Regions from separate parts of the Homo sapiens genome. Here region 2 is linked to region 1. Evidence: read pairs that join two places in POLR2A ChIA-PET (ENCODE). Cell type or tissue: GM12878. All regions are shown on one strand. Each heading gives the region's core, and the rest is flanking DNA. Links, peaks and the distances in the headings are about the cores only. Region 1 overlaps HECW1 (HECT, C2 and WW domain containing E3 ubiquitin protein ligase 1). Region 2 overlaps COA1 (cytochrome c oxidase assembly factor 1).

The links. Peaks named below come from ENCODE experiments on the same cell type or tissue, not always from the same donor. Only the 100,000 strongest peaks of a DNase experiment are listed, where the experiment ranks them.
Region 2: POLR2A ChIA-PET joins it to region 1 with 7 read pairs; 2 of 35 experiments call an interaction of 5 or more read pairs at or near these places.

Annotation. Positions count from the first base shown.
Region 1 is chr7:43,514,714-43,520,097 of GRCh38, reverse strand. All of the region lies in intron 24 of HECW1 (HECT, C2 and WW domain containing E3 ubiquitin protein ligase 1), which reads right to left. The region is part of intron 1 of LUARIS (lncRNA upregulator of antiviral response interferon signaling); the gene reads left to right. Among named protein-coding and RNA genes, the nearest start is that of LUARIS, 5.1 kb to the left of the region's middle. In GM12878, for the core only: no CTCF peak of the experiment used is centred there; a DNase peak (open chromatin) is centred at 2,977.
Region 2 is chr7:43,688,261-43,693,644 of GRCh38, reverse strand. The region is part of intron 1 of COA1 (cytochrome c oxidase assembly factor 1); the gene reads left to right. Among named protein-coding and RNA genes, the nearest start is that of COA1, 39 kb to the left of the region's middle. In GM12878, for the core only: no CTCF peak of the experiment used is centred there; no DNase peak of the experiment used is centred there; H3K27ac peaks cover 300 bases.

The DNA.
Region 1 (5,384 bases), core at 126-5,125:
TGTTTACCACTAATAATTAAGCTAAGACATTTTTACCAAATGGCATCTTGGCTGTAAGAGATTTATTTATTTTTTACCCACAGATGTAATTTTTATATAGACTTTGGCTTCTCCTGGCATGGCTGGCTCCTGTTACCTCGGCTCATCTCCTGTGACACATATTGATAATCTAAAATGTGCCCTTCCATATTTTTTATCTGAATCATATAATCACATACTAATATATTTATATTTACATATCTCTAGCTACATACACACAGGCTTGGGGTTACTATTTTTCAGTTTTTGAATTGCGTTTTTCATGCTTTTCTGCTTTTCTTCTCTCAACAATATCTTGAGGAAATCTTTCTCTATCACCTGGTAAGGTTCTAATTCAGTCTTTTTTATGCCTCATATGACTGTGCAGTGTGGATCTGCTGTAATACATTTAACCATTCCCCTGCCGATGGACATTTGCATTGCTTCTAGGTTTGTGTCTTTACAAACAATGCTGAAATAAACACACCTGGGTGTTTTGTGCGGCAGTCCAGCATAGCTTTTAAAAGTCTGCACTAGGCCAGGCGCGGTGGCTCACGCCTGTAATCCCAGCACTTTGGGAGGCCGAGACGGGCCAATCATGAAGTCAGGAGTTTGAGACCAGCCTGGCCAAAATAGTGAAACCCCGTCTCTACTAAAAATACAAAAATTAGCCGGGTGTGATAGTGGGCGCCTGTAGTCCCAGCTACTCAGGAGGCTGAGGCAGGAGAATCGCTTGAACCAGGAAGGTGGAGGTTGCAGTGAGCCAAGATCGTGCCATTGCACTCCAGCCTGGTGACAGAGCAAGACTCTGTCTAAAAAAAAAAAAAGTCTGCACTCTAGAGTCAGACTGCATGTGATTGCTCCCTACCTCTGTCACTTACTAGCTCTTGTATTGGGCAAGTTTAAACCTCTATGGGTATGAGTTTCCTCATTTGTAAAATAGAGGATTATACTAGGTTATGTAATTCATGTTGAGCCTTTGCAAAAATACCTGGCCCATAATAAGGGCTCAATAAATATTACCTGTTATTACAAAAGTACTGAATATTAGTGCTTTTGTTTCTATGAGATAACTTTATGGGCTAAAGGGTATAGGGGTTTTAAAAATTTTAGTTTATATTGTGGATTGCATTCCCCCCTGAAAGGCTATAAAATTGCTTTCATGCATGTTTCTACCAACAATGCATGAAAGCATCCTTTTACTTATGTCCCCTCCAAAAATAAATAACTCTTCAATTTTTGGCAATTTGATCGTTATAAGGTGATATATCATTGTTACCTTAGTTTTCATTTCCTTCACCACTGGAAAAGTTGACATTTTTTAATGGGTTTATCAATCATTTGAATTTGTTCTTCTCTGACCAACTTTTTCATATTCTTTACCAGTTTTCCCAGGGTTGTATCTCCTCTTTTTTTCAAGTTGCAAGAGCTCTTTGAAATTTGTATTACAGATTTTCAACCTCTGATTTTCTTGAGTTGCAAAGATTAATTTTCAAGATCAAAGCTTGTCTTTTGACCTTGTTTATGGTATTTTTGTCAGAAAGTATTTTAACTTTTATATATTCAAATACGTTTTTTTTTTTTGAGATGGTGTCTCACTCTGTTGCCCAGGCTGGAGTGCAGTGGCGCAATCCAGGCCCACTGCAACCTTTGCTACCTGGGTTCAAGCAATTCTCCTGCCTCAGCCTCCTGAGTAGCTGGGATTACAGGCATGTGCCACTAGGCCTGGTTAATTTTTGTATTTTTTAGTAGAGATGGGGTTTCACCATGTTGGCCAGGATGGTCTCAAACTCCTGACCTCAAGTGATCCACCCGCCTTGGCCTCCTAAAGTGTTGGAATTAGAGGTGTGAGCCACTGTGCCCGGCCTTTCTTTTCTTTTATAGATTCTAGTTGTTGATTAAAAAGATTGTCTCTAAAAAGGTCTCTACCACTCAAGGTTTCTTGAGTTCATTTTATGTTCTCAATAATTTTTATGTTCTAGCATATGCATAAATTCACCTAGATTTTCCTGAAGAAATTTCATTCCTTTTTTTCACGTATTTTCAAAGTAGAGAGGAATCTAACATAATTTTCTTTTGGTTGCATACCCAGTTACAGTACTGGCATCATTAACTAAATAGTTAATTCTTTTCCTACTGGAAGTTTCTCACACATTCTGAAGAAAGCTGGGTTCAGAAATAGGACAGGCAGAATCCCAACCAATCCCGTACATTCTATGGTGACTTCTCATCTAACTTTTGCTCCACATCTTCTTTGAGAATTGATAGGGAGGCTACTGAGATTCAGCCAGAGATGGGGTCAGCAAAGCTCTTGTAGGTGTTCGTGAAAGAACCCAGGGGCTGTTGTTAGGGGTAGGGCTGGGGCTGGGGCTTACCTGATCTTAAACTCAGATCAAAAGTCCACACTGAGCTCTTTTGTCAGGAGGGCCCTGGGAGGTTGAAGGGCCATGAGACACCCAGTGGGATCTCATAATGTTGTGGTTTCTACCTACTAATTCAAGACTCTGCAGATGTAGCAAGGGATATTTAAAATGTGTTATCCGGGACTTCTTAAGTTCCATAAAACTCTACAATTACACTTAATACCCACTTACCCACTTGGCCAAACTCTAAACATGCACAAAAGAGCTTCCCTCCTCCCCCACTTCCCCTTGCTAAAGACCTGAAAACAGAAGATTTTTACCACCCAGGTAGTATCTGCTTGGGAAGGGAGAGAGGTCGGGGCTGGGGCAGAAGGGGGCAGGGGAGTCTGTTTATTTTGCAGTTAGCAAAGGGCCTTGGGATCCTCTTGGAAATTTTGGTTTGAGAGGTGGTAAAATGTCTGATTGTGACAACTGTAAGGTTAGATTCGTCACCACCACAGACATAAATGAGCTCACAGACATTTTGGTGGCTGCAGAGAAACTGATTAACAGCATCAAATCTGAAATCTGGCCCTGAAAATCCTTCTCACACTGACAATTATGTAAAGAGTGACTCATAACGTAGTCGTTTCTTAAAATGATACATGTTAGCACAAGCATAGGCCACATAACCACATTTCAGTTAATGACAGACCACATATACAACGGCGGTCTCAAAAGATTATAACGGAGCTGCCCTATACAGGTGTACCATTTCTTATCTTCTATACAATAATTTTACTGTACTTTTTCTATGTTTAGCTATGTTGAGATACACAAATACTTGCTATTGTGTTACAGTTGCCTAAGGTATTCAGTACAGTAACATGTTGTGCAGGTTTGTTGCCCAGGAGCAATAGGCTATAGCATAGAGCATAGGTGTGAGGTAGGCTCTGCCATCTAGGTTTGTGTAATTCCACTCTATGATGTTCACGCAATGATAAAATTGCTTAGTGATGCATTTCTCAGAGGTATCCCTGTCGTTAACTGACACATGACTGTACTTAAGACAAAGAAAATGTGTCTGAGGCGCTGGTATTCTTCCTAGGAATAGAGAAGGAACTCACCTATTTCAGTTGTTCAGACTTTTAGGGCATCTCAGATTTGCTCCAGGAAAAGTGACATTCAGAATGATTGGGACAAAAAGAATTTCCAGTGGTGATTTCAGAGAGAATAGTTGGTAGGAGCTTAAATGACACTCAACAATGAGTGAGAGGCTCCAAATTTACTTATTTATTTTTACTGTTTTTATTTATTTTATTTTAGTTTAAATATTCTGAACTAAAAATTGAAATGAGATAAAAATTCTCATTAACCAAGAAGTTTTACCTGAGAAGTATTCCATCCGTCCATCCATCCTTCCACTCAACCATCCGTCTATCTGTCCAGCCTGTCTTCTTCCCTCCCTCCTTTCTTTTTTTCCTTCCTTCCTTCCACACATATTTACTGAGCGCCAAGTATGTGACTAGGAAAGCTACAGCCAAGACTCTGGTCTCACTGGGCTTACATTTTCGGGAAGAAACGACAACGAATTATAAACATATTAATACTTTTTATAGTGATAAATTCAGTCAATATATTAAAGTAAGATGTTAAGTTGGAAAATTATAAATGGATGCACTATTTTAAATTGAGTGCTCAGGAAAGACCCTTAGAGAAGGGAATGTTTGAACTTAAATGTGAATCTTTCCTATATAAACATAATAGTTTGAAACTATATGCATTTGCAATATTCATGCATTGTATTAGACATAAAAATAAATTTGGACCTTTCACAATTCATTTATAGTTTTGTTTTTTATGCCTCCATTCAAAATATGCGAGCATTTTAACTTGGTAGTTTCTTATATATAATTTTGCAGCAAGTAAGTGAAGAGTTTCCAATGACACAAAGTTTTGGTAAATATTAAAAATGTTGAAATAACATATCTCACAGCATCTGGGAGTGTGCTACTATAATCTGGCTAATTCAGATTATAAAGAAGTATCATTTAAAATAGAGGGTACTACATAAAGAAGGAATGGTAGGTTGATTTTTAAAAAGGTGTCTTTGCACTGATAAGTATTTGGTAGAATTTTAGGTGCTCACCAGTGTCATTTCAAGCTATTTAGCCTGTCATATACTTAACTTCCCACCATTTATAATCTATCACCAAGTTTTGTTCATTCATTTGTTCATGCTCCTTCTGAAAAATCTTTCCATTTCTACTGCTTCTGCCCTATTTTGATTCTTTAATATCTCTTCCTACAACTATTTCACTAGCCTCTTAAATGACACCCCTATTGCCCACTCCAGTTCATCTTCCACTTGTAACCAGAGTTGACTTTCTGAGTTTAATAAAGATCTGATCAGGCTCTTCCTTTACTAATGAAATGCCTGGCTCCCTGTCATTGTCATCTTCATGACAAAACCCAAACGCCTGGGAATGCCATCAAATGCTTTTCCCTACCCGACACCAGGATGCCTTTCCAGCCTCTTTCTCTCTTCTGAGGCCACACCAAACTGACATCTGCTGTGAATGCTGGGCCCTCCATCTAGAATTCCCCACTCCTCTTCTCTGCCAGCCAATTATTCTCATTCATTTTTCCAAAGTTCCTTGTACCTCATTATTACAATACAATGTGATAAGCACTATAATAGAGGTATGCACAGCATTGGTCACATTGTATTTTAATTTGACCAATTATATATCTGACTTTGCCTTTGAATGGGGGCTAGATCCTGATGATAGAGCCATGATACCTGGGTTCCTATTCCTACCTGGTCCTCGACTATCTCTGTGGCTTTGTTTATGTCTGCACCTCATTTTCCTCATCTGTAAAAGTAGGATAACTCAGTATGTGGGTTATAATGTTGTAATAATAACATTATATCTGGGTTATAATGTTGTTAGACAGTGCCTGGTATATTTAGCATGTTCTCAATGGATCCTTCATTATTTAGCTTAATTATTAAATTATGTA
Region 2 (5,384 bases), core at 241-5,240, 170 kb before region 1:
GATGGTAGGATCAGTGGATTATGGAACTTTAAAAATTATGGACTTTAAAAATGTTGGAGTGATGATATTTGAGGAGGGGAATTGAAAAGATAAGGGATGGCAGGAGAGTGGGATGCTAGAAATTGAGATTGTGGAGGGTGTCAGCTATTGGTAATGACAAGTTCTGGGGTATGATTGTGGGAATGAACCGCCGAGGTCAAGTGGAGTACTGGATTATGGGAGGAGAGGATGAGGTCAAGGATGATCTCTACAGATATTAAAATCAGTATGCATTTGACAAGAACAATGTTGGAGAGAGTGTCATAGCCAGGAGCTAAAATCTTTAAGGATTAAGGTTGGGGGTATCCTAATCCTGCCACAAGGTGGATTAGGGATGGGTGCAGTGATGATATAAGACTTGAAGCTGGGATCTTAGGGAGGTAGATGAGATAGTGATTTGGAAATGGCAGTGAGAAACGAGAACACCTGCCCTGTCTCCAGGCCTGCTGGGAAGAGGGATGTAAGAGAGAAGACAGCTGTGGCTGAATAAGGCTGCAGTGGAGAGCCAGGTTTCAGTTGGAAGTGGCTCTCAGCCCTGGTTGTACATTAAAATTGCAGGGGAGGGCTTGTAAACGTACCATTTCCCAGTCCTAGCCCCTGGACATTCTGACTCAGTCTGAGGTGGAGCTTGGACATAGATAATTTATTTTTAAAAAACTCCCAGGTGATTATAATATGCCATTACATTTAAGTCAGGGTTGTATCCCAAGCAGGAACCTTCAGAAAAGAGGTTGAGTAGTTGGGAATGATGGACATGCATTTCTGAGGATATAGGGAAAGGGGTTTGGGAGGGGTGGGGCATCTTTACAAAGTTTATTGGTCCTTTGGATCTTTGGATTTCCTATCTTGTGAATTGCCTAGTCATACTCATGACTCTTTTTTCTGTTGGTAAATGTTTGATTTGTTGTTTATTTTGGTTTGAGCTTTTTATTGAAGTATTACATGAATACTGAAAAATACACATCTGTACATCATGAAATGAGAACATTTCTAATAGCCAGAAGTTGCACTTGTGCCCCTTTCTGTCCACTGTCCTTTCTGCTGGGGAAGGTGGTTTTTTTTTTGTTGTTGTTGTTGTTTTGTTTTTTAAGACAGGGTCTTGCTGTGTTGCCTAGGCTGTAGTGCAGTGACGAGATCATGGCTTGCTGTAGCCTTGACCTCCTGGGCTCAATCGATCTTCCCAGCTCAGCCTCCCAAGTAGCTGAGACCACAGGCGCTGCCATCGTGCCCGGCTAAGATTTGTATTTTTTGTAGATACATGGCTTCACCATGTTGCGTAGGCTGGTCTTGAACTCCTGGTCTTAAGTGATCTGCCTGCCTCGGCCTCTTAGAGTGTTGGGATTACAGGCATGAGCCACTGCGCCTGGCCCAGGAAAGTTTGATTTTTAAAAGGAACTTTTATTAACTTGGTGATTATAAATTTCTCTCAGGATCAAATGTGGGACAGAGGCTAGCAGGCCCATCACAGAGGATCAGATGGTTGGATAATTCCCAGGCTGTGAGATATGGGGGTTATCTCTCTCTGGGTCTTTGTGTGAACCATACTAAGCTGGGGGCCACAGCTGAGGGGAGCTTGAACCAAGTTACAGGGTAACTTCCAGGTCCACTGCTGAGACTGATGTTGGTATGCAGATGAGCCTTTGCTGAGGCACAAGTGGGTGCGATTCCTCCTGGACACCTGGGCAGATGATTTTGGTTGCAGGCTCTGGGCCAAACGGCTGTAGCCAAACCCTTTGGGAATGGGGCTGTTTCTGAGTTTGAACCCGGGAGCACAGTCAGCAGGTCTGCTACCTGAGTGCTGACCTACACTTTCAGAATAGCCTTCCTAGGTCTTGGGCTCTACCTTGGTTTCATAACTGCCTACCTGAATCCTGAGGTTCTCACAGAGAGACTTTTTTCTGTGGATGGATGCAGAATTCTTGTCAGAGGATAGAGCAGGTGTCCTCTTATTCTGCCATCTTGCTGAGGTCTAGTGTAATTTTTTATGTGACTGGGAGGCTTAAATTCACCCAGAGTTTGTCTCCTCAGCAGACTATATGTTAGAGCTACTAGAAGGGTAGAATTCATGATTCTGACTTTCTGCATTTGTTTACTTCTGGACAGGAAAATGTTATATTGATGATAATTTCTTTCTTTCTTTCTTTCTTTCTTTCTTTCTTTCTTTCTTTCTTTCTTTCTTTCTTTTTCTTTCTTCCTTCCTTCCTTCCTTCCTTCCTTCCTTCCTTCCTCCCTCCCTCCCTCCCTCCCTCCCTCCCTCCCTCCCTCTCTCTCTTTCTCTTTCTTTCTTTCTTTCTTTCTTTCTTTCTTTCTTTCTTTCTTTCTTTCTTTCTTTCTTTCTTTTCTTTCTTTCTTTTTTTGAGTCAAGGTCTTGCTTTGTCACCCAGGCTGGAATGCAGTGGCATGATTATCGCTCACTGCAGCCCCAAACTCCTGGCCTCAGGGAGCAATCCTTCCACTGCAGCCTCCAGAGTAGCTGGACTATATATAGGCATGTACTACTGCGCCTGGCCAATTTTCTTTTCTTTTTGTTTTTTTTTTTTTTTTTTTTTTTGTAGTGATGAGGTCTCGCTATATTGCCCAGGCTGGTCTTTAACTCCTGGCCTCAAGTGAGTCTCCTGCCTTAGCTTCCCAAAGAGCTGAGATTACAGGTGTGAGCCACCATCCCTGGCCTGATGATGAATTTCTTGATTCTCTTGTAGGGCCCTCCTTCTTGCACTGTCCATTAATTTTCCAGTTATAGGGAAGAGGATATTCCATATGTTTGTAGATCTGAGAGACATTAGTCTGTGTTAGACCAACTAATTCTTACAGGCAGTGTATCAATGAGTCTTGCTTTTTTCCCCCTTTATTCATTAGGACAATCTCTGCCTTTTAGTCATAGTGTTTAGACAATTTACATTATTTTTTTTTAATTTATTTTTCTATTTCAATAGGTTTTTGGGAACAGGTGCCTTTGCATCCTCATAACTTAGCTCCCACATATGAGTGAGAACATACAATGTTTGGTTTTCCGTTCCTGAGTTACTTCACTTAGAATAATAGTCTTCAGTTCCATCCAGGTTGCTGCGAATGCAATTATTTCATTCATTTTTATGGCTGAGTAGTATTCCATGGTGTATATATGTATGTGTGTATATACATATATGTGTGTGTGTGTATATATGTGTGTGTGTGTATATATATGTGTGTCTGTACATACATATATATGTATATACCACATTTTCTTTATCCACTCGTTGATCGGCATTTGGGCTGGTTCCATAGTTTTGCAATTGCAAATTGTGCTGTTATAATATAAACTATGTTTGTGCAAGTATCTTTTTTGTATAAGGACCTCTTTTCCTCTGGGTAGATACCTAGTAGTGGGATTGTGGATCAAATGGTAGGTTGCTTTTAGTTCTTTAAGGAATCTTCACACTGTTTTTCATAGTGGTTGTACTAATTTACATTCCCACCAACAGTGTAAAAGTGTTCCCTTTTCACTGCATCCACACCAACATCTATTATTATTATTTTATTTTTTGATTATGGCCATTCTTGCAGACAATTTACATTTAATTATCAATATGTTCAGGTTTAAGTCTACCATCTTCATCTTTGTTTTCTATGTGTCCCATCTGTCTTTGTTTCTCTTTTCAGTTTTTAAAAACCTTTTGAATTAGTATTTTTAGTGATTTCATTTTATCTCCATTATTGGTTTATAAGCTGTGCCTTTTGTTTTATTTTTAGTGATTACTCTAGGGTTATATGTCTCTAAGCTTATCATAGTCTACATTTAAGTAATATGCCATTACATTTAAGTAATACACTATTTCATACAAGAACCTTACAACAACATACTTCCATTCTAACCCCCTGTCCCTTGTGCTATTTGTCACATATTTTATTACTATGTGTTATAAACCCCATAATACATTACCAGGTTTGCTTTAGTCATTAACTTTTAAAGAGCTTAAAAATGAGAAAATATGCCTTTTAACATTTATCCACATTTCTCATAGTACAAGTCTGCTTTCAGTGAATTCTCTGAGCTTTTGTTTGTCTGGAAAGTATTTATTTTGCCTTCATTTTTTGAAGGTATTTGTGGCTGGGCGTAGACTTCTGGGTTGACAGTTAAAAAAAAAATTCTAGCCAAACATTCTGCCTGCTGAGAAGTGTTTTTTTGACACAGGGACTGATTTCCTGCCCTGTGAGACCCCTCATTTCTGACCACTGAATGCCAGCAAGATTCTCCACAAACACACACATACCAGATTACAGTCAGTCTCTGCCTTGCCTTAATACATTTACATGGTTGAATGGAGAGTTCCTCCTTTGCTAATACAGCCTATATGAGCCTGAAGGAGAAGGCATGGTGCTTCCCACTCACATGACTCTTTCCATGCTTAAGGCAGTTTGTATTGTTCCTGAGTTTCTGTGCTCAAATGGAATCACTCATTTCTATCTGGGTCAAGGAGCTCAGTTAGGATGCTATTATCCAGGCAAAGGTGATGGTTGTGTGAATATAACTTCTTATTGGGTTGGTTTAGTTAAATTATGATGAACTGAGAAGATTTAAATACGTGGGGTTAGAGAGAAATAACACAGACTGTGAGCCAATCTCAGCTTCCCTTTTCTTCTTTTTTGTGTGATAGAATCGTAATTTGTAGCTGGGCACATTGTTGCTCTGTGAAAAAAAAGATTACATTTTTAAGTTCTTTTTGTAGCAAGATGTAGCCATATCACTATATTAAGATTAGTGAAAGTTGAAGCATTGTGAAAATTCTAGAAAGTATTATTGAAAGGACTGAGCCCTGCTTTACCTCTTTCCTACTGGCTATTATGTACATTTGATGGCAGGAGCTCAAACAGCCATTTTGGGCCTGGAAGTGGAAGGTGCATTTTGAGAATGACAGGTCATTAAGATGGAAAGAGCCCCTGACGTTATGAAACTATACACTGGACTGACTATATCTGGACTATTTTTTTTTTATGAGGATACATTCACTTTCTATCTTGTATAAGCCATTGCTTTTGTCTGTTTTTGTTCTTGTCTTATGTGGCTGCATGCAGCTGAACCTGATCCTGACTAATGAAGAAAGTGTGATAAAGAGGTTTTTAATCCTGGAAGACTGAGCAAATAGTGATACATTTGATAAAGTTATGGAATACAGAAGAAACAAACAGGGGCTTCTGAGGGTACATAATACTTAACTATAAAACAACTATATACTATTAATAATATGGAAAAAATCTCTTCAATGAAAGTTTTTTTATCATAAAAATATTCAAGTTGTATTTGAATCTTTTGTTTTCTGAGGCATAAGCATTAATTGCATACATTAATTACTTTAGGAATTTGATGA